2 separate regions of the Homo sapiens genome follow, and region 2 is linked to region 1. Evidence: chromatin loops called from intact Hi-C (ENCODE). Cell type or tissue: GM12878. All regions are shown on one strand. Links, peaks and the distances in the headings refer to the core of each region. The heading gives the core; the rest is flanking DNA.

Evidence for each region. Peaks named below come from ENCODE experiments on the same cell type or tissue, not always from the same donor. Only the 100,000 strongest peaks of a DNase experiment are listed, where the experiment ranks them.
Region 2: a loop joins it to region 1, with 2.2 times the contacts of the local background. A loop is called at or near these places in 2 of 110 quality-filtered maps.

What each region holds. Positions count from the first base shown.
Region 1 is chr13:105,132,780-105,145,246 of GRCh38, reverse strand. No RefSeq gene overlaps it. Among named protein-coding and RNA genes, the nearest start is that of DAOA, 330 kb to the left of the region's middle. RefSeq lists enhancers at 4,987-5,396, 5,447-5,656. In GM12878, for the core only: a CTCF peak has its summit at 5,032; DNase peaks (open chromatin) are centred at 5,286, 5,726 and 6,150; H3K4me3 peaks cover 1,615 bases; H3K27ac peaks cover 2,076 bases.
Region 2 is chr13:104,970,888-104,983,354 of GRCh38, reverse strand. No RefSeq gene overlaps it. Among named protein-coding and RNA genes, the nearest start is that of DAOA, 490 kb to the left of the region's middle. In GM12878, for the core only: no CTCF peak of the experiment used is centred there; a DNase peak (open chromatin) is centred at 7,864; H3K27ac peaks cover 2,176 bases.

The DNA of each region.
Region 1 (12,467 bases), core at 2,917-7,916:
TTTACTGAAGACAAAATGCATACCGTATTTTCTAGGATGTATTCAATGTCTACAGGCCTGACTTCATTTGCTTTTGTTTTGAACATTTGTTCTTGTTCTCTTCTATGTGCAGGCGCCAGAACTTGACTCATGGCAAGGCTCGTAGTCCAAATTACCCCTTTGTTCTTTCATGTAAATGCCTTCCCTTCATTTTCACACTCTTGCCATGGCACCATTTTTTCCTGGAAACCCACAAACAAATTTCTGATTCTAAATTTGTCTAAAAACTGAAATAAGAGAGAAAAGTTAGAGTTTTTAAAGGAGTGATCCCATACTTAAGGTAGAAAAAATGACTGAAGTCCTGGAAATAATAAAAGTTACATGTGGTTCCTCTCCTTGATCTGACCATTTCAAAACTTGGAAATAGATACTACTTCTTTCTCTTCCATACTTCCAAAAAAGCAGACAAGAAAAGCTCACCTCTTGCTTCAAATAATTAAAGGAAGAAGGTAATTGACACATAATCCATGCTCAATAGGTTTATAATATTTTTCAAATAAAATCATCTAAACTAGATAATAAATGTTATTAAAAATTTCCACTAATTGAGCACCATGAATCAGTTATCTCACTTTATTTCTACACAACAAATAGTAAGGTATTAATTTTTAAAAATATTATAAAGAATAAAGAGCCTAATATGAGCCAATCCCCAACATGATTTATTTGTTCTAATTTTGTTGATAGATCAGTGAATAAAGGCAAAATAACTTCCCTCCTAGAGCTCATCTTCCAGGCAGGGAAGTCAATAATCACATCACATACAACATGGAAAGTGATGCTAATGTTGAAAAAAAAAAGAAAGAAAAGAAAAAAACTAAGCTTAGGGAAAGAGGGAGTATGTAGGTTGGGGTGGTGGAGATATATCAATGAGGAAGGTTAGGGAAGGCCTCCTTGACAAGGAGACAACTGAGCAGAGAATGAAGGAAGGAGGAGTTGGGCCATGTGACCATCTGCTGAAGAGCCAGACAAGCAGACACAAGGTTGCCTTTGGGTGGATAATGCTCACTGTCATCAAAGAACCACAAGGAGGCCTCATGCTGGAGCCAACTGAGCAAGAGAGGAGCTAGAAGAGGAAGAAATTAGAGATTCCGACGGAAGTGAAATCACCTAGACCCTTGCAGACCTGGGCGAGGAATTTAGTTTTAACAAGAAATAAGATGAGAAGTCACTGGAAATGTAGACCTGAGACTCGGAGAAGTCAAGATATCAAACCAAGGCCACAGACCAAGAAAGGGCAGATGCAGACCCATGTTGTCACGTGGACTGCACACTGGACAAATCTGCCTTGTGTAACACTAGGATAGATGGACACAGCATCTCTGTGTAATGCTGAAGTTGTTCAAATAGGAAAAAAAATTGATTGTGGCTTAGTTTTCAGAACAACCCATACAGAGAGAGTGGAAACACAGCTGTGCCTTGAGGCACAGAGAATATTTTTCATAAATAAAAATAGAATATTGAAAGAATCATGAAGTCAGACTTCAGGTAAAAGACTAGCCTGATGTAAATTTAATATCATGTTGAGTTTAGTAGGAAATTGCCCTAGAGATGAAGGCAGTAGTTAGAGAATAAAAGTGTAACACTAAAAATTCTTGACTTTGTTTGTAGGTCAGTGGGGAACTATCATAGCATTTTGAATAAGGCAGACATTGGTTTGCTCAAAGGAAGGATTTAGAAAATTTGGACAAGGAACAGTCTGAGCTTTCAGTTTTTACCAGTAAATTGGTAGTGTCAATAAAAAAAGGAAATGATGGGCATAGGCGATAATTAGAAGAAACACTTGAAAGGAATTTGTTATGAGCTGGGAGCGGTGAAGTTGAGAATAATTTTCCCTTTCCTCGCATCTCCCACACATCCCAATAGCCTTCTTTCCTAGGCTCTTTTATTAGTAGTCGTATTTCAAAACTCCTCCTATCACCAGTTTCCAAAATTTTGAAAATGTCTTCATTCTCTCCCTTCCTCCTTTACCTCCACATTGAGTTTCTTCATTCATTGCATAAGATGGGTTTCTGCCACATTTCTCATGTAGTGTGCCCTCATCCCAATTCCCTGACCTACTCCATGACACAGATATTTGTTTCTTGCCTCCACGTTGGATACATTTCTCACTTGTCTCCTGTCTCCAAGGTTATCAGCACATCTGTAAAAGCTCTTCAATATGGCCCAACATTCTTTTCAGTCTAATAGCTCATTGTTTCTAAGTATGAAATGGAAACTACTGCCTGAAAACACTATCTTTTCATGTATATAGCACTCTGGGTTTTAAAATATTTCCTTCCTTTTGGCTTATTCGGTTTCCCCTATCTCAACCACACATACCATTCCATTTCTGCCCATTTCCCACCCCAAAACTTCTTTAAAAAACATGTCTCATAACATCTTTCAACTCCATGAAATACTACATAGAGTAGTATAATGAACAAATATATTCCAATTATTCAGCTTCTGCAATCATCAAATCATGGGAAGTTTTTGTTTCCTCTAAATCCCTGCCAATTTCTCTTTGACTCAGAATTGTTTTTAACAATCCCAGACAACGTAATATTTCATCTCCAAACATAGGAAAGCCAGTCCCTAAAATACAAAACTCACATGAAACATAACCACAATATCATTATACCTAAACATTAGCAATAATTTTTTTCATATCATAAATAATAGTGCTGAAATTTCTTAGCCTTAGTACTTTTATTCAAATAAATATGCAAAGTCCATATATTGTAATTGTTTAGTGTTCCATAACTATATTTTAGGTCCCCCATCCTAGTCTTTTTGTTTTCCATGAATTTTGTATTTTGAAGAATCAGATTGTTTGTCCTGTAGAGTTTTCAGAGTCTGCATTTTACTGATTGAAGCCCTGCCATGTCACTTAACAGTTTCAGCTGTTCCCTATATTTTTTGTAAATTGGTTGATGAAAAATGGCTTGTCTTCTAGTTTATTTTGGTTTTGGTAAAAAAATTCTTCACATGTAATAATGTTGTGTACTCATATTTAAAGAACATAACATCAGTTTCTCTTCCTTCCTTCCTTCCTTCTTTCCTTCCCTCCCTCCCTCCCTCCTTTCTTTCTTTCTCTCTCTCTTTCTCTCCTTCCTTCCTCCTTTCTTTCTTTTCTTTTCCTTCTTTTCTTTCTTTTCTTTCTTTCTCAATCTCACCCTGTCATCCAGGCTGAAGTACAGTGGCACAAATGTAGCTCACTGCAAACTCAACCTCCTGGGCTCAAGCAATATTTCTGCCTCAGCCTCCTGAGTAGCTAAGACTACAGGTGTGTGCCTGGCTTTTTTTTTTTTTTTTCTTCTTCTTCTTCTTCTTTAACGTTTTGTAGAGATGAGGTTTTACTATGTTGCCCAGGTTGGTAAATTCCTTAGCTCAGGCGATCTTCCCACCTCAGCCTTCCAAAATGCTGGATTTACAAGCATGAGCCACTGCATCCTACTCAATATCAGTTTATTTTTATGAGCTCACCAGTCATGGATGAAAACTGACTCCTGGAGAAGGGGTTAAAAAGAGAATGCAAGATGAATGTTTGACTCCTTCCTTTTCTTCTATAAGTTTTCAGAATAATGCCTTTTTTTTTCCCTAAGAGTCCTGATCCTAGGTACCAGTAGTGCTCATTCCTTTTGAGTGGGTCAGTGTTTCTAGTCATTTTCTGTGGGCCGGATGAGGGTATCTTTATTTTTTTTTTAATAAGAGATGCCATTCATCTGATTTTTATTGATAATACAGGTGTTCTCTTAAAATTTTTTCTCTCTTAATTATGTATTTATTTCTCTCATGTCAAAATTCCAGTTCCCAGTAACACAGACATTTGTTTTCATCTAAATACATACACAGTAGTCTCTGTGTGAGAATACCAGACATTGGAAGAGAGTCACTTACTGATCAGGGAGTCCTGAGCAGATCTTACCAAGGAGAGATATAAACTTCTATAGTGTAAGCTTTTGAGCTTACACTATACAATTTTGGGATTGGGAGTTAGTTATCTGTTAAAACAGTTAACAGCTTCTTTAATACATAAAGTATCTAATGCTTTTGCCGTACCCTGCTTAAAAGTTTGTAATATCAATCGGTACTGTGAATAAATTACTTACCATTCTGCATTGCAATGGATATCATGACTTGAATAGCAATAGATACATGTATTGAGATCTGTGTGAAGGGTCAAATACAAGGAAGGATTTTGTAGTACTGGACTAGAAAATATTTTATCCTAAGTGGAAACAGAACATATGGGCATGTAAGCAGCTTGAGCATGTACTTCAATTCCCTGGTAAGAAATCTCCTCTTGAAAATTTGAGTCAGATAGTCTGAAGTGTTCTGCTGGAATGAAATCAATATATGAAATTTAAAATGTTGGAGTAATCTGCACTTAGGTAACCATGCAGTGCAGTGACTTCATGGGTGCCTTCAGATTAGAACAATATAAAATTTGAGGAGCAAAAGTGCAAACATTTGAGAAATGCTCATAGTTAAGTGGTGATTGCTGAGGAGATTTAAAAGAAAGAAATACAAAATTAATCATAGAAGAAAGAAGATAATATAGTGCCAAAAAACCCACAAGAGAAATAGTTTAAGAAGTGAATAATACATTAAATAAGACAGAGAAATCAGCAATACAAGACAACTGAATTTAAAACTTAACAGATTATTTGTGACCTGACCACTGAGTAAAAATACTCAGTAAAGTGGTTGGAATGGAAACAGTATTGTTTCTCAAGGGTACAATAAAAGACAATGACTTGGAGAGGTGACTGCAAAACAGAGTGACAAGATTCTAAGTAGAGCCATAAGACTCACTGTGAAAACAAATGTCCTGCTCTATTTGGTTCTAAAATTCATTATCTGCAAAAGTTCTACAATGCTGAGGGGCCATATTTTGTTTGTATGTTTCAACTCATACTTTACCTCTGCTGCCTCACAATAGCCTGCAAAAATAGCCACTGCCCCACAATACCTTGGAAGTAGGAACTGCGCCTCACGCAGGCCGCCTACAGGACAGGGAAGCAGCTGGAGACCCATGAGATGGCTGAACCAAACAGAATCCAGACCGGGCTTGCTTTGGAAATGTGGGGCAAGAAATACCAATTAAATAAGGCAGTGAGTGGTGGGAACTAAACTAAAATGCCATCTGGTAGGTCATGGATGGAGAGAACCACGGGGCTATCGATAAGCCAAAGCTGCAAGCTGTCAGTGACTCTGTGAAGAAACCGAAAGTCAATGCGTGCAGCGAGAAGAGGGTGATTGAGGAAGTGCTGCAGCATGGCTATGGGCGATAGAAAGACTGCAGCTCTTGACTCAAGCACGGAGGGAGGAGGTGGTTTTGAAACAGCCTCGGATGCTGACAGATTGCCTTCTGTAGCTCTAAGTCCTTAAAATAACCCAACTCGGTGGCTGTGTGTGGTTTTGTTTGTTTTGTTTGACCCAAATAGCTTGGAAGACTCAGACATCTTCTGTAGTCTCGGTTCTAGCAGTGCCAGAGCTAGATGAACCTGGTAGTTTAAATTTTCAAAGGGTTGGTAAACGATGTATGGTAAGCAGGAAAGAAAGGATAATGAGCACAGTAAGAGGAACTAGGGGAAAGGTACTTTGGTGAGGCTGAAACTGCTTCAGTTCCCGCTCTGCCTCTCTCTCTCATGAATCACTATGACCTGAATAGGGAGAAAACGAACGCACATGTTGGAAATCAGGTTGAGCGGATTTCACGTCATTTCCACATAGCACCCTATCCAGTGAGAGGAAATTATCTGCCTCTTTGTGAAAGTGACAGGGATGTGCAGGCACAGTGCAATTCCTTGGGGAAGTGAGGGCAGTGTCTGCATATAGTTATCAAGCAAGAAATTGTTGAGTGTTGCGATTGCAAAGAAAAGAACAGAATTGAGAACACCCGAGTCTTTATCGATCAAGCCCCAGAATAGCAATCATGACAGGGCAGGTTATGAGTTTAGCCAGCTGTGTGAGGTAACAAGGCCTCCTACAGCTCTTCTTTTGGGAGCTTCAGTTGAGTGATAAGTCATCCTCTCTCTAGAGTAAGGCAGTAGCAGGAAACAGCTGTATGCCAATTGTAAATTCTCCCACATTTCAGTGGAGATGTAGTCCAGGTCTTACTTGCCCCTGTGGATTATCTAAGGCAACTAAAATCAATTGATGAAATTTCCTTCCCACTGGGTTAATTTTCTGGAGCTGAAAACAGCCTTCTGAAAACCAGGAATCGATTCTGTGAAGCTCTTATAAATAGGAGAGTTAATAATTTGGTAAAAGTTTCCTCTTCTTATAAAAGATATTTTCTCCTCTCTCTCTGTTTTTTTTTTTTGAGACAGAGTCTTGCTGTGTCACCCAGACTGGAGTGCAGTGGTGCGATCTCGGCTCACTGCCAGCTCTGCCTCCCGGGTTCACGCCATTCTCCTGCCTCAGCCTCCCGAGTAGCTGGGACCACAGGCGCCCGCCACCACGCCCGGCTAAGTTTTTGTATTTTTAGTAGAGACAGGGTTTCACCGTGTTAGCCAGGATGGTCTCTGTCTCCTGACCTCGTGATCCGCCCTCCTCGGCTTCCCAAAGTGCTGGGATTACAGGCATGAGCCACTGCGCCTGGCCCATAAAGGATATTTTCTCTACCTCTAAGAAACTCCATGCCTAAAACATATGAAACATCAAAAAACATCCTGGATGATATCAGAGAGAAAGAGCATCAGCAAGTGTTTGCTGGCATTAGCAGGTACTATGCTAATATATAGGCCATGGTATATGTAAAGCAAAAATAAAAGAAAGAAAAAAAGAAAGCTGATTACACAAGACCAGTATGTCCTGATGATTGCAGTTGTGTTAGGAAATCTTTTAGTTAATTCTAACATCCTTTGTTTTCTTATCTTTAGCATTTGTACTTCTGTTTTGGTGGTCATTGCAGAATTACTTTGGTATTCACTAATCACTATTAATTCATATGCAAGTAGCCATTTAAATATGTTTCCCTTTGGAATGAATATTAGCTACTATGGTTAATAAATAAAAGTAATTTTGGGGAGTTCTCTGGGACTAGGAAATTATGTAGCCTTTTACATAATTAATCTTTAAGTTCCATTGGTTGCAAGTAATGATGATCGTCTTTTGACAATTTATTGTATAGGTGTAACAAGAATTTTAGTTTTGGGAAATTCTACCCCACAAGAGATTCTTTTGAATATTCTTTCTGTAGAGTTCCAAGTAATGAAAAGAAAAACTACTGTTTATTGAACATCCATTCCATAATCTGTCTTTAAATATAGTTGTCTTTCAATGCAAATAATAAGTTTTTCTTATACATGTTTTTCAGATAATATGTAAAATATTTTTCACATTCATTCAAGGTATTTTAAGCACCAAATGACATTACTTATGGACCATTCTATTCTTCTGTTGTGTTTAATCTCAAAATAATAAGATAAGCAACTATAAATTAGTGAATACTTGCCATGACACATAGACTTTGCATATTGTAGCTTATTTAGTAGATAATAAAAATTATTTTGCATATAAAGAAACTGAGACTAGTAGAAGATAAGTAGCTTGATCAAAATCTAAGATCTCTGTCCTGCATATTCTAGTTTTGCCTCTTTGGCTCTCCTTTCTAATCTTTTTCTCCCTGTTCTGTGGCCCAGAAAGCTACCTCTATGGGTCATGTAAACTCAGCTCTTTTGTATTCTGTTTCCTGATTGGCGTCAGCCAATAGACAGCACCAACAGTCATCAGATGGTAGGAAGAGAGAGAGCAGCAAGGGTATTTATTCCTCTGCCTTCTTTCTTAACAATGCACGTTTTGGCTTTGGCTGCGTTCCTTTTAAAAGGCACAACTTCTGCTGGTCAGTCTTCTTCTACAGCTACCGGTTTCTGTGTTGCAATAAATGCTCCCTTTCTTTGCCCTTTCAGACCTGGGGCAGTAATGCCTCCATGCTTATCAACGCTAGGGTTCTTATTATTCATGGTTGGCTAACACAGGACAACCAACACCATTATAAATTACTCATTATATTCTATGAAATCTCTTCAATTCACCTCCTGAGAGTGCATCAATTTCTTCCAGGACTTTGACTGATATAGAAATTGTCACCAGAATTGGCTGGAGGAAGCAGAACCTTAGATTGGAATTCTGGTATTAAATCATTCACATATTTAATGAATGCATTTATTATCTCCCTTGCCGGGGAAAATGGAATATGATGATCTGTGTCATATGGTGGCATCATGAAGGCAGGTAGAGGGCAAGGCATTTGGAGAGCAGATGACTGTGACTCAGTAGCCATAACTAGAATGATAAGTGTAATAAGCAAAGCTCAGGCTGCTGTTGCTGGTGGTTCTAAAAAGGATATCCAGGGAAGTGAACCAACTAAAAGACTGGAATGTAAGCCCAACTCAAGGCTCACATGAGGAACTCAGATGGCCGCCAAGACAGCTTTAAAAATGGCCTTAATCTGCCATAGCTCCAGGGCAGATATGGCTGAAACTCAAGCCCAGTTCCCAACTGCAGTTGTCACAGAACTGCAGCACTAATGAATGTGACCCTCCAGAATTATTTTACTAAGGAGATCTAAGGGAAGAGTGGGTGTTACTGAGATATGGGATGGAGATATCCCCGCAGACAAAAGCAAGGCTAGTAACTTTTAACCCTTAAGTCATCCTAAAGGTTCCTTATCTGGTAAAGTAAGGATTTTCTGCTGAGTGAAAGAATCAGGCTTCTCTTGAAACTCTTGCAGTGACTCCCCCTGGAGCACTTGTCTTTTCTGCTCACCACCTTCATGGCTCCCAGACCCACAATAAAAATCAGATTCCAACAGACCCCAGTTGGAGGAGTAAAAAACTCCTGTAGGAGAAAGGAATTCTATACACCAAAAAAGTGGCAGATTCAATTGACAGGAATCTAGGGAACATATTGGAGTGGATTCTGAGAGTGTTAGACCAAAAAGCATAAAAAAACAGGGTGATATACCCTACAGGGAGCAAGGATTTTGTAAGCAGCTGGAAGCAGCACTGATAGTTTAACTAAGTTAGTGAATTCAGTCTGACTTATCTTAATCAGTGGGGTTGAATTGCAAAGCTGCTCTGGCAAACTCTGTATCAGAGATCAACCAAACCATGAGCCAAACCCAGCCAGCCAGCTTGTTTTTGTAAATAAGGTATTATTGGAACACAGATGCTCAAACTCAGTAATGCCTTATCTATGCATGTTTTTGTACTACAATGGCAGTTAGATCGTTTTGACAGATACTGTACAGTTCACAAAACCTAAAATGTTTGTGGTCTGGTACTCTCTAAGAAAGGATTTTTGGCCCCTGCACTAAAGGAAGGAACAAAAGCGCTAGCACAAAGGAATATTGGAGTAGATTAATTTAGAAGAACCTGCTGTCATCCCTCCTGTTCCCCTGCTATATCTCTGGTAAGGCTGGACAACACCTTTTCCTTCACCGGGACCTAAAGAAATGTAATAATATTTCTCCTGCAAAGGTCATGGGTGCATTGGTTGATGTTGCAATCCATGTAGACTCAGGGGTTGAGCAAAGTTTTGTGAGTCCTATGGCTGCTACAAATTCGAAGTCCTTATTTAAGTAAAATGCACAATATTACCAATGCAAAAAAATACAAGGAATATTGATTTATGATGATAGAAAAACATCACAAAATATGGAACTTTAAGGACAGTTGTCAAATAGAACTAACATTACAAAATCCAAAAATGAAAACTTTTTTTAAGAACAATTTACTTTTTGATCAATTCTTTAAGTTTTTATTTTTATTTTTCTCTCTCTCTCTATTGGGATAGCTTTTCTGTTTTTGGTTTAGTTTAGTTGTGTTTTGTTTTGATGCATAAAACTTCTTTTTTTAAATTATACTTTAAGTTTTAGGGTACATGTGCACAACGTGCAGGTTATTTACATGTGTATACATGTGCCATGTTGGTGTGCTGCACCCATTAACTCGTCATTTAACATTAGGTATATCTCCTAAGGCTATCCCTCCCCGCTCCCCCCACCCCACAACAGGCCCTGGTGTGTGATGTTCCCCTTCCTGTGTCCATGTGTTCTCACTGTTCAATTCCCACCTATAAGTGAGAACATGTGGTGTTTGGTTTTTTGTCCTTGTGATAGTTTGCTGAGAATGATGGTTTCCAGTTTCATCCATGTCCCTACAAAGGACATGAACTCATCTTTTTTATGGCTGCATAGTATTCCATGGTGTATATGTGCCACATTTTCTTAATCCAGTCTATCATTGTTGGACATTTGGGTTGGTTCCAAGTCTTTGCTATTATGAATAGTGCTGCAATAAACATATGTGTGCATGTGTCTTTATAGCAGCATGACTTATAATCCTTTGGGTATATACCCAGTAATGGGATGGCTGGGTCAAATGGTATTTCTAGTTCTAGATCCCTGAGGAATCGCCACACTGAATTCCACAATTGTTGAACTAGTTTAAAGTCCCACCAACGGCGTAAAAGTGTTCCTATTTCTCCACATCCTCTCCAGCACCTGCTGTTTCCTGACTTTTTAATGATCGCCATTCTAACCGGTGTGAGATGGTATCTCATTGTGGTTTTGATTTGCATTTCTCTGATGGCCAGTGATAATGAGCATTTTTTCATGTGTCTTTTGGCTGCATAAATGTCTTATTTTGAGAAATGTGTGTTCATATCCTTTGCCCACTTTTTGATGGGGTTGTTTTTTTCTTGTAAATTTGTTTGAGTTCATTGTAGATTCTGGATATTAGCCCTTTGCCAGATGAGTAGATTGCAAAAATTTTCTCTCATTCTGTAGGTTGCCGATTCACTCTGATGGTAGTTTCTTTTGCTGTGCAGAAGCTCTTTAGTTTAACTAGATCCGATTTGTCAATTTTGGCTTTTGTTGCCATTGCTTTTGGTGTTTTAGACATGAAGTCCTTGCCCATGCCTATGTCCTGAATGGTATTGCCTGGGTTTTCTTCTAGGGTTTTTACAGTTTCAGGTCTAACATTTAAGTCTTTAATCCATCTTGAATTAATTTTTGTATAAGGTGTAAGGAAGGGATCCAGTTTCAGCTTTCTACATACGGCTAGCCAGTTTTCCCAGCACCATTTATTAAATAGGGAATCCTTTCCCCATTGCTTGTTTTTCTCAGGTTTGTCAAAGATCAGGTAGTTGTAGATATGCAGCATTATTTCTGAGGGCTCTGTTCTGTTCCATTGGTCTATATCTCTGTTTTGGTACCAGTACCATGCTGTTTTGGTTACTGTAGCCTTGTAGTATAGTTTGAAGTCAGGTAGTGTGATGCCTCCAGCTTTGTTGTTTTGGCTTAGGATTGACTTGGCAATGCAGGCTCTTTTTTGGTTCCATATGAACTTTAAAGTAGTTTTTTCCAATTCTGTGAAGAAAGTCATTGGTAGCTTGATGGGGATGGCACTGAATCTATAAATTACCTTGGGCAGTATGGCCATTTTCATGATATTGATTCTTCCTATCCATGAGCATGGAATGTTCTTCCATTTGTTTGTATCCTCTTTTATTTCATTGAGCAGTGGTTTTATTTCTCCTTGAAGAGGTCCTTCATGTCCCTCGTAAGTTGGATTCCTAGGTATTTTATTCTGTTTCAAGCAATTGTGAATGGGAGTTCACTCATGATTTGGCTCTCTGTTTGTCTGTTATTGGTATAAGAATGCTTGTGATTTTTGCACATTGATTTTGTATCCTGAGACTTTGCTGAAGTTGCCTATCAGCTTAAGGAGATTTTGGGCTGAGACAATGGGGTTTTCTAGATATACAATCATGTCATCTGCAAACAGGGACAATTTGACTTCCTCTTTTCCTAATTGAATACCCTTTATTTCCTTCTCCTGCCTGATTGCCCAGGCCAGAACTTCCAACACTATGTTGAATAGGAGTGGTGAGAGAGGGCATCCGTGTCTTGTTCCAGTTTTCAAAGGGAATGCCTCCAGTTTTTGCCTATTCAGTATGATATTGGCTGTGGGTTTGTCATAGATAGCTCTTATTATTTTGAGATACGTGTTCTTAACAGTGGTTCCACAGTGGTAGAGGTCAAATAGTAACATTTAGCTATGAGATAAAGTGCACCCAATTACCATAATATGCTTTGAGTTATCTGTGGTTGTTGCTGATTCATCACTAATATCTCGGAAAGATGTAGATGAGTAACCCTTTTAGGTACTGTTTGACATATATAATAGGATAAGGTAAAGGTTGTTGAAATCGAGTTGAGTTGAAGTAGTGAAGATTCATGAACTGGATGTTCATGTCACCCCAACATTCATATGTTGAAACCCTAATTCTGAATTAGATAGTATTTGGAGGTGGGCCTTTGAGAGGTAATTAGTTCATGAAAGTGGAACCCTCATGATAGAATCAGTTCCATTAAAAAAAGAGAAAGAGACATGAAATCCTCTCTCTTTCTTCTGTGAGGATACAGGAGA
Region 2 (12,467 bases), core at 4,910-9,909, 160 kb after region 1:
TAAACCTTGGTTTGTTCGCCAGTAAAATGAATGTACAAGTTGTACCTGATTCATCCATCCACTCCATCAGTGAGATTTCATGAATGAATCAGTAGGCCTACACAACATTCTTAAGTTGAGGGAAATACTGCTTCAGTTACTTCTCATCTTATTAATCCTCTGTTTCTCCCAATTGTTCTTCTCATGCTTCTTTCTTCTTTTCTTAAAATACGTAAATGCCTATAAGCATGTCCCAAACCTACAATGTTCCCAGATGAAACTGTTTATTCAACAAGTATACATTGCAGGGACGGATGCTTGAGTGAATGAATGCCTTTAGTCTACTGCCCCATCACGTTGTGATGCTACATGGCTTTGGCTTAAATTGAAACCTGAGAAGCATAGAACAACCTGAATATGGTTGGACCTGAAATAGGATAGTGCCTGGACTACGATCAGTCTTCAAAAAGTTGTTTATGGAAAATGTGTCCTATGAAAAAATGATCCTTTAATGACTTTAAATGTTTTTCTTGTAGCATTATAGACTCATATTAACTTGTAACATGACTGAACAGAATCTAGTTTGAGGCACTAAATAGGATGAGACATCTGTTTGCAAAGAGTCCCTATGAAAGCAACACAAATTCTACTAAAATTGAAGCAAGAATAAACATCAAATATATGATGAAGATTGGGTAGAAGAATAGTGAAATCATTAATGCTTTATGAAAACTTTATGGGGACCATGCCACCAAAGAAATCAGCAATCTACAAATGGATAACTCATTATAGGAAGGGTCAAAATTAAACTGACGTCCTGAAGTCTACAGTGACAGACCATTCACATCAATTTGCCAGAAAAAAAATCATCTTGTTTGTCCCCTAACTGAATAGGACGAATGATTAATAGCAGAAACAAAGCCAATACCATAGATGTCTTACTTGCTTCAGCTTACACAATTATGACTAAAAAAATAAAATTGAGTAAATTTTCTGCTTCATGGGTCCCAAAATAATTGTGCTCAGATCAGCTGCAGACAAAAGCAGAGCTCTCAATGGAAATTTTAAATAAGTGAGATCAAGATTCTGAAGCATTTCTTCAAATAATTGTAACAGGAGATGAAATACGGCTTTACCAGTATAATCCCGAAGACAAAGCACAATCAAAGCAATGGCTACCAAGAGGTGGAAATGGGCCAGTCAAACCAAAATCAGACTCTTCAAGAGCAAAATTTATGGCAACAGTTTTTTGGTATGCTCAAAGCATTTGGCTTGTTGACTTCCCAAAGGACTGAAAAATGATAACATTTTCTGATTATGAGAGCATTTTGAGAAAGTTGGCCAAAGCTTTAGCAGAAAAATGCTCAGGAAAACTTCAACAGAGAGTCCCCACCTGCTCATTCATCTTATCAAACAAGCGCAATCTTGCAAGAGTTTCCATGAGCAATCATTAGACATCCATCTTACAGTCTTGATTTGACTTCTTGTGACTTTTTTATGTTTCTTAATCTTGAAAAATCTTTAAGGGACAACTATTTGTCTCCAGTTAATAATGTAGAAAAGACTGCATTGACATGGTTAAATTCTCAGGGACCTCGGTTCTTTAGGAATGGACTAAATGACCGGTATCCGCACTTTCAAGAAGGTGTCTTGAACTTGATGGATCTAATATGAAGAAATAAAGCTTATCTTTTCATTTTACCTTTTAATTCATTTTTTTCATGAACTTTTTGAAGCCTCCTCATATAATAGGTGATCAGTAAATCAATCTTTAATGAATGCAGTGAAACATTAGGTAAAAATTACTACATTATTTCAGAATAGCATTGTCAAACAGAGAGACCGTGTGGGTTGTGAAGTCCTTCCTGTATGTTCAGGTTGTTTGTAAAAACAAACAGACCATAGCCAAAGCCTACCATGTTAGGCTGAGTATACAGCAAATAATACTGAATAGGTGACTTACACAGGTCACAGAATTGTCATCAAAGATGGTTTTACTCAAATATACAGAACACGTTTAACTTGACAAATTAAGATAGTTCTAAATTTAGAAGATGCCATTACTTTTAATGGCAAAAACTGCACAAATTTTTGCACCAACATAATAATTCACATGCAAAAACCTATAACCAACTACAAGACATTTTAGTTTAATTGATAAAATGTATAATTGCTGGAAGAGTTTAAATTAATATTTGGGCCCTTAAGTCTGGTAATTTCCACTTAATTACTTAATTGAAAGGCCTTTGCTTGAAGAAATGCTTTAGACTTCAAGAAGAACAAAGTTTATAGGACTGTAGATGATATTGAGGCAGTGTCTAGTGTTAAGGAGGGGAAAGCATCTGTACTTACGTGTATGTAGGGATGAATTCATCATATCCATTCCTGTTATGCTCACTGGATTTATATACTTTATTTTTATTATTATTCAATTTTATTGAAGATGAACTAGAACTGAATAAATTTACTAAAATTGACATAGTGGGGCTGAGAAACCTAAGATCACAGTGAAGCATAGTGTTAGGAAGAAGTATTTGCCTTGTGGTTTTTGTAAACTCTGATACACATCTGTCACAGCGAGAACTGAATGTTAACACAATTTGTCATATCTAGTATTCACAGCAATGAGAGAAACAGGAGACAAATTGGTCACGAGACACCTGTGGACTCCCAGAAATAACTAGAAATGTTTAGGGAGGAAAAGAAATCCAATTATGCAAGTTCAGGGTTTACAAGGTAAAGAAAACCTGTGTTAATGTTCACATAATAAAATGTAACATAATCTGGTAAGAACTGGAGATATTTAGGTTGCATGCAAAAAGGAAAAAACATAATGAGGGTCATCCTAGTGTAAATAGTAACATAAGAATTTAGATTGTTTGCATGTATACATTCAGTCCAGTTTCAAAGAGAATAAGAAGAGGAACTCATTAAAATCAATATAAAATAATAAGAAATAATATCATTCTATTTATATTGCTTTAATGAAGTACTAAAATATCATCATCATAATTCAGAACATCCTTATTTATTTCAAATGATCACTATAATAAACATTATGATTAATTCATTAACATAAATACATAAAAAATTAAGAGAAAATATCTAAGTCTGAGCCCAATCCAGTAGCTAGTCAATTAATTGCTGTTATTTTAAATTCATAAAATTTCTAAGAAATCTCAGAGTGTAGAAGCTAAAATTAAAGATTACTTTTTAAATACAAAAATTGTTCTTAGATCAAACCAATTTTTTTCAAATACTTTCTTGTAATACCTCATGCAAGTGATTTTTTTTTGAAGATATGATTTACGTATTTACATCCAGAATGATTGGTTGTGTGATGACTGAAACCTGAGACAAAAATACAAGTTATTTGAAAAATATAAAAAAACAAGAAAAATTAGAATTACAAAAATGACTTCTGAAATAGGTTATTTAGTCCCATTTATAGTTTATACATTCACCGTTGATCTATGGAAATCCAAGATCTGGTTTTTATATTCTGTCCAAACATGGCTTAGTCACAGAAATTTTACAATTCTTTCCATACTGGATGACTTCCTGACATCGTTGTTCTTACAAACTGTTATACTAAAGATTTAAAGTTCTTACACCCATTCAGTCTGGGGGCAAAAGCATATTATTAATCCTATCACAATTTTTTAAGTTGCTTACACATTTTCTAAAATGTATTTTAAAAAGGTTGTTACAGTGTCCTATGATCTAGTCATTATTCCCTAATACAATCCTGACACATGGTCAGTTCAGCTTCCTCTGCCCTGTATTTCCCTTGTTTGAAGTATTTTACTTTCCTGTCTTCCTTACCAGAATCATATAGATCTTTTCACAGACAGTCCAAGTCTCATTTCTGTAACAACCTGATCCTCTTCGTCTCTCCCTTGAGCAGCTGCAAATTTCATGGTAGGTGTTGTGCCAGCATTTCACAGCGTGCTTTTCATTGTGCTCTGTTCCTTGTTATTTTTGTCAGCCCAACTAAATTATGCTCCTTCAGGACAAAAATCATGTCAGTAAGCATTTGATAAATATTTGCTTATTTACAGATTCCTTAAGTATGTGTTTTGCCATAGGAATCCCTTCGTGCCAATGATGCTCCATTGTAGAAAATAGAGAGCCTCCACCTGAAAATTGAAGACAATTCCTGACTGGTGGTACTCTGGCTATAATTACCAGTTTTATTGTTTTATCATTGCTTAATATTCATAAAACACAAAGGTATATTCATTACATGTTTTGGAGATTATTCATTGCATCAAATTGAGTGTTTACTTAATCTTAACTTTATGAGACCCAAGATGAGTATTTGCATGTTTCTTGATGTGATGGTCAGTTTTATGAAAAGAGGACAACACCATGAAAAAAATTACACAAGTCAGAAAATGCAACACTTCCTGGTGGCAGGGGGAAGAGGCGTCAGGGTATTTATTACAGGTGAAGAAAATCCCACTCACGGTTTTTTTAATCCTTCATTTGATCACATTATGAATTGCTTATAGAACTGACAGATTCACTCTTGAAATCTCCATGGAAAATAACAGAGCTTGAACATTTTTTCCAAGTAAACTAAATGATTTTTTTTAAAAGTCTCACTTTCTATACAAAACACAGCATAGAATCAGGGAGTATAAATTACTTTCTGGTTTTAATTTAGTTACATTGGGAAGTCACATCAATTCTTTTCAGTAACTGCTGTGCTGAGCTGTTTGTTTCCATGCATTTTAGGAAATTATGGTAAGTTGAAAGAGTGAATGATTCTAGATGTATTTAATGTGTAAACAAATTTTATCTCAAGATGATGTGAATATATTTCTTATAAGACCGTTTGAAATAATTTTCAATGGCAATAGAAACAAACTCAATCGCATTCAGAAGATGAAGTCTTCTGTTTTAATTCCTGTTAAATATATCTCAAGATAATAGATTTCCATACTGAATATAAATTACATTAAATAATGACATTTCCTCGTTTCTAAGATATCAACTTTTCTGTAACATACGTATTGTCTTTAGGGCTTACTCTCTTAAATATAATTTATATGAACAATGATTGTTAATAATAATAGTAATAAATAATACTTTAAAAATTCAAAGTTTTCTTCTCTTCTATCAATTTTTAAAAATTACGATGCAATTCTCTGCTGACAGGCGTCTGACGTGCACCTGTGCCATCCCTCATCCTGCATCCCACTGATAATTGTTGGCACTCATTGCCCAGTTTATAAATTTTAACAATTATCCTGAAGATGTTTCTCTCCTTATTTAGGGAGAAGAAGGTGTATTAGTCTTTAAGTCTGCTATCTGGAAAGCACAGTAGAAGATTATTTTGTGTAGAGGAAAATGAAGAAAGAAAGGGGGACTGGGAAGAGAGGGAAAAAGGGAAAATTAGATGAGAAAATAAGCAAGAAAATAGAAGAGCCTGTAGACAGGAAGGATACAACTGATGTAACAAATGAAAGGGGAGTAAAACTGAGAAACTTTCACAAAATATTTTAGAGCATTCCGAAACTAATGTTTGCATCTAAAACCAAAATTTCTGGCCATAGTTTTGTCAATGGAAAGATGTGCCTTTTCATGTTTTATACCTCACAAGTTCCAGTGTAAATTATTTCAGAGTAGCCCTTACCCTGAACACGTAAAACAAAATAAACCAAAACAAGCAATAATCCTATGATGTTATTGAATTGATTCCTGAATTACACCTTTTAAAATACTTTCAAACACACTCCACTCAATCTCATACTCATCAACCTAGAAACACACTAAAGAAAAATTGAAAATATCTCAAATTCTGGGCTGAAGTAGCTACATACGGAATATTTGGTAGTGGAGGTTTCGTGCCTTACAAGTGAAATTCCTTTTTGGGTATGGTTTTCCATGCTTCCAACACATAGTCCTGTCTCAATTGTTTGTTTGATTTTCCTCCAGTGAACTCTATTGATCTGTGTTCTTCAGATGGATCTCTAAGCTAACATCTTTGACATTTTGCAAATATATCCTTCTCATCTACCCAACCCCTTGCCTGTAGACATAAAATCTTTTATCTGTTTGTCAGTCTGCCTATTGCTGCTCTACCTGGTGAGTCACATAAATAAGGCTCCAATTTTATAAAAAGAAGTCAGGGGAAGAGGTGGTGAGAAAAAGATCTTGATGAATTTGAGGAACAAACATTAAGCATTGACACCCACAGCCTGCTGTCTAGTGCTTCCTTTTCTGATCAGTGACACACCGTTCCCAAAGGCTAAAAGACACCAAGCCTGATTTTGTAGACATAAACTGTGATGCTCTGGCAAAACTATCACTGCTTAAATCATATATAACGATCTTTCAACAGAAGTTAAAATGTCATCTTTACTTAATGATGTCAAATAAGATCATCATTTAGAGTCTATCGCAGTTTCATCTTTGCTGATTTAAATTCTGACGTATTGGAAGCCAATTGTGGAAGAATGATGTACGCAATTTGATTTACCTTGACTGCCTGAGCAACTCATTTTGCTCAGCTTATAAATGACAGCGTGAATATAATAGTTCATTTTGATAACGAGAAAATTTAAAGTTTGGCTCTACAATCTGGAAGAACAAAATGAATGTTGGCATGGGCCTAAAAATAAGAACATCTGTTTGCAGTAGGAAATAGTAATGATTTATTGTTCCAATATCACTGTTTGATGTGTTGTTTCATTTTATGGTAATTTACAGCATTTAATGTACTATATAAATTGACATAAAGTGAGGTAATGCTCCCCCAAAATGCAATAAAAGGAACAAAAATGTAGAATATAAATGTTTGGTTTCCTGTGTGAAAGTTTTGGTTTTGAAATGGGATTCATGCAGGAAGAGCAGACTGACTCCAAACCAAAATTGCTCTCTAGACAGCTTTGAAGTTCTGCTGGTGTCAGCATCCCAAGCAGGCTAGCAGTGGAAGGCACTGTGTGCACGCAGCCGCAGACCTCCAGTGCCTTCACCCCACTGATGAATTTAATTGAGACTTTTTTGTTTTTTGAGACGGAGTCTCACTCTGCCGCCCAGGCTGGAGTGCAGTGGCGCGATCTCGGCTCACTGCAACCTCCGCCTCCTGGGTTCAAGCGATTCTTCTGCCTCAGCCTCCTGAGCAGTTGGGACTACAGGTGCCTGCCACCACGCCCGGCTAATTTTTGTATTTTCAGTAGAGATGGGGTTTCCCCATATTGGCCAGGCTGGTCTCGAACTCCTGACCTCATGATCTGCCTGCCTCAGCCTCCTAAAGTGCTGGGAATACAGGCTCCCTGGGAAGTGGCTCGCCTGGCCAGTTGAGACTTTTTAAAGTAGATCTTTCCTGCAAAGTTCTAAAGCCCACCCAAAGGGCCCCAGTCATACATATTTATCTGATTTCTTTGGCCAATAATACAACTCTTGTATTTTTTAACATCAACTACTTGATTTTATATAAAATTATCCTTGATCCTAAAAAGAGACCTGCCTTTTTAAAGTATTTCAGAACACTTAAAAAGCTCTAAATCAATATCATTTTATTTAAAATATGTCAATACTAGAAAACTGTGCTATACTTTCTTGAAGCTACATGAATACCCCTCAAGCAAAGAATCCTCAATCAAACATATCCCATGTAACTTTGCTGGTGTTCCATCTCCTACACTTGCCAAGCAACCCTCTTGGTGGGGACAGTGGGCTCAAGATTGGGTAAGGACAGCAGCAAGTACTTTCACAGGCAGGAGATTCAAAGAATCTCGGGACACAAATGGCCAATGCTTTCTACTGAAGAGTTGATGGTTAGTTTTTCTAATGCACAATCGAGCTATTTGCCTGGACAAGAAGTTGTAAGAATGGTAAAGTCATACCAAATATAGAATAAGTTCTGTGGGGAGTAGATAATTTTAGAGTTCCGTGTCCTCACTGTATATAGAAGTAGATGGTTTCATTTTCAGACACTTGTTATATATGACTGGAATTTGTCAGCATTAACTTTAAGCCAATATTTTAGGAAGGAAAGGAGTCCAGTGATGGAGTGGTGTGTGCCTCCTTACTACGCATTCATGGGAAATAGGGACTTTAATTAAAATAACACCTGTGGATATTGTCTACAGTTTCCTGAACTTTACATCCTTACAAAAGTCCTGCCCCTGTTCCATCCCTTGCCATTGATCCTCATTTCACAGATGAGGAAACTAAGACAAAAAGCAGTTCACTAACTTGTCTAAATACTAACAGCCCCTAAATGAAATTGTCAGAATCTGAAATCCTATCTGCCAAATCCGAAAGTCATACTCTCATTGCTCTGCTTTTTAACCTAATCATTCAGTTTCCACAGAGCTCCTCTATGTGACATGGTTTTCTCGATTTAGATAACCTCAGAATTTAATTTCTCATTCTACACAAGGTAGGTCCTCAACTAATGTTGGCAATATTAAGGAAAAGAAGTAGGCTGGGCACAGTGGCTCACACCTGTAATCCCAGCACTTTGGGAGGCCAAAGCAGGTGGATCACGAGTTCAGGAGTTCAAGGTCTGCCTGGTCAAGATGGTGAAACCCCATCTCTACTAAAAATACAAAAATTAACCTGGCGTGGTGGCGGGCGCCTGCAATCCCAGCTACTTGGGAGGCTGAGGCAGAGATTGCTTGAACCCCAGAGGCAGAGGTTGCAGTAAGCTGAGATCACACCAGCCTGGGTGACAGGGTGAGACTGTCTTAAAAAAAAAAAAAAAAAAAAAGAAGTTATCAATATTATTAGATCTCCTAAATTTGCATAAACAAATTAATTTTCTCAAAACAGGGGTTGGCATTGTGTCTGATAAAACAGAAAGGCAGGCTTTTATTCCACTTTTGACCCATAGCTCACTTTCTGTTTGCTATGGTCGTATATAATTGTATATGACAAAACTCCATTTAAAAATGTTGATGTCTGTATTTACTTCAACCCATTAGTATATTAATTTTAGTCGATATTTATTACCAAAAATAATTGTCTTATACAGTAGAGAAGTGTTCACAATACCAACTAAGCTGATTATGCCACTGCCAAAGTCTACTCTTTTTGAGAAGGCCACTCTCTTGCCACTTCAACACAGTGAGAGCTTCTTTGTACATGAAGTAATGATCTATATGTGGGTCTGCTCCGCTCCATTGGTATAACCATCTATACTAACCCAATATGATGCAATTTAGTGTTGCTTCATGCTCATCTGGCCATGTAAGTCCTCACACATTGTTCATTTTTAGGACTCTTTGGCTGTTTTTGGCTATCTCTATTTTTATATAAATGTTTCAATCAACTTGTCAATTTCCATAAAAATACTCTTGGTTTTTGAATAACATTACCTTAAACTATGCATAAATTTGAAAGAAAATAATATCTTTAGAATATTAATCTTCCACAAACATGTTAGATCTCTCTCTTTAGTGGTCTTTAAAATTTTATCTGAAATACCTCTTATGAATTTCTGTAAAAAGGCTTACTTTAACAGATATTTCTGAATATATATTTATTCCTGGGTATTTAAAAATTATTAATAGTACTATACATGCTATAATGTTAAAAAATTGTGTTCCAACTTGTTAATATCTATAAATATAATTGATTCTGTTATGTTAATATTGGGTACAGCCACCCTGCTAAATATACTTACTGGTTTAACTAAAATGTATAGATTTTTGTGAATTTTAATTCACAATCATTTAATACAATATTTTAAAAATATTTAAAAATTTAAAAAATTTAAAAATTTTTAAAAAATTGCTTACTTACCATGTCTTATGTATTTCATTTATTTTTTGTGTCCTATGTCTCAGTCTTGTATTTCTCAGTCTACTATTCCTGTCCTATGTCTCAGTCTAGTATAATATAGTCGTGTACAATATTGCATATAATTGGTACATCAAGGAGAAATCAATTAACATTTGATCATTAAGATAATGATATCATTAAGTATAATGTTTCTCTGGGTGATTAGTAGATACCCAGTCTCAGTCTAGTCTAGTCTCAGTCTAGTCTCAGTCTAGTATAGTCTCAGTCTAGTATTATGTAATTGTGCACAATATTGTATATAATTGGTATGTCAAGGAGAAATCAATTAACATCTTAGCATTAAGTAAAATGTTTTCTCTGGGTGATTAGTAGATACCCTTTGGTAGATCAAGGATACAGCATTCTATCCTTAGTTTTCTAAAAGCTATTAATATAAATTGATACACATACACATTTTTTTCTAAACTACTTTATTCCTTATCTGTTAAGGTAATAATCACACAGTTTTTAAATTTTGCTTTGTTCCCATTAGTGACTTACACTGAGTGATATTAGGATGTTAAATAATATTACCTTTCTGAAATGAATCCTACTTGATCATGATATAGCATAATTTGTATATACTGCAAAAGTAATTTTGTTTATAATTTATTATTTATGACCGATATTTGTCAGTGATTTACCTTTCCTGTAATTAAACTGTAAAGTTGTTTTGAACTTATATATCTGGAAGTATTATCACTTATTAGAGTTTTCTATCAATATTTTATGTAAAACTGGCATTATATCTTGCCTTAGCATTTGTTGGATTTCAGCAGCAAAGTCATATACCTTCAGTTTTCTAAATAAAAAGGTTTCAACTTTAGATTCATTATTCATTATTTTTGATAAAGGATTAAATATTCTACTTCTGTCATATTTTGTAAATTGTCTTTCTAGAAATTTGTTCATTTCACCTCAATTTTCAGCATGATTTATGTAAAATTTGCTACAATGTCTTCTCATTGTCTTTTCAATTACTGCAGAGTCTATGATGATGTCCTGTTTTCTAATACTGCTTTGTTTTGCCTTCTCTCTTATTTTAAATGTTTCCAGTACTTTTTGATCCCCAGTTGTAGATACTTTATCACATAAAATTCTCTCATTTTTTGCTGTTTTTTAAAATCATAAATAGTTTTAAATTCATATACTTTTTTCAAAAATAGTTTAAAACTCATACTTTTTTCAGTCCTATTCAGTTCTCTTTATTGTTTGGTTTCCTTTGTTTTCTTTGAAGTAATTCCTTACACTTTTTCTAACTTTTAAATATTAATTTATTCATTCTGTATTTTTCCCATTAGATGCATTAAAAGCTATATTTCTCTTTTCTCCGAACTCAACTTTAATTCTATTTTGCACATTTGGAAATCTGCATCTTAAACAATTTTTAATTCTAAATATATTGATTTCTATCAACTTTTCTTCTTTGTTTCATGGACTATTGAAAAGTACAGTATATAATTTTCAAGCAGACGGGGATTTTTCACAGTTACCTTTGTGTTACTTTTTTAAGCTTAATTACATACTGTTAATAGGGTGTATTTTATATAATTTCATTATTTTATACTTTGATGACAATTCAATTCATGGGCTAGAAGACTGATTTTCTACCATAGCACTATTAATATTTTGGGTAAAATAATTCTTTATTGTGGGGTGGTATCGTGTATTGCAGTGTGTTTAGCGGTCTTCCTGGCTTCACCTATCAAGTTCTGGTAGCACACACCTCTCTACCAAGTCATGACAATCAAAATGTCTCCACACTTCGTTAAATGTCTCCTGATGTGGGAAAAATTTCCAATGCTAGACAAGCACTGGTTTAGAAATGGGTCAATTTTGTAAATACTCCACGTGGCCTCCAAACAATTTAAATACATTTCCATCCCCAAATGCGTCAGAAAGTTTTATCTTGTATTTTGGTACTATGTGTAATTTGAGAATCACATCCTTACTTTTGTGAAAACCATTACAGATTCTTCTGTAAATGCACACAACTTGTTTACAAGTTTTTGAATTTCTTACTTTACTCTTTATCTCTGAGTTTCCACGTAGGTAATTTTGAAGAATTTATTTGGTAGATCTTTTAGTATGATTCTTTCTGCTGGTGAGGACTTAGTCTCCATTTTCACTTGTACAAATATATCTAAAGTGTATTATAAATGGTGTGGCTGATAGATTCTCATTTTTTGTTTTGTTTGCTTTCTTTTTTTTTTGGAACAGTTAAAATATAATCGCATTGTCATGTACTTTCCACTGTTTTAGTTGAGAAATGCGATCTAGTTTTACTATGTTTCTTTGAGGATACAATGTCTCGATGTTTCTAAGATCTTTCTGTCATACTTTCTGCTTCTTAAGAGTTTTAATATAATGTGAAGGAATATATATATATATATATATATATATATATATATACCCATATATATTTATATACCTAGATGTATAGATATCTAGAAAATATATATCAATACAGATATACAGATGGTATATGTTAGATAGATATGTATATCTATATATATACTATATATATGGATAATAGTGATGAAGTGCTATTAAAACTTTCCTGATAACTTTCATTGGTTTTACAAATTTTGTCATTGCTTTTGAAATATGTCTTCTATTTTATTCTATTTTCTTGCATCATGTAGCTCTAATTATCTGTATAATTAACCTCTTTTTACCATATTTCCTCT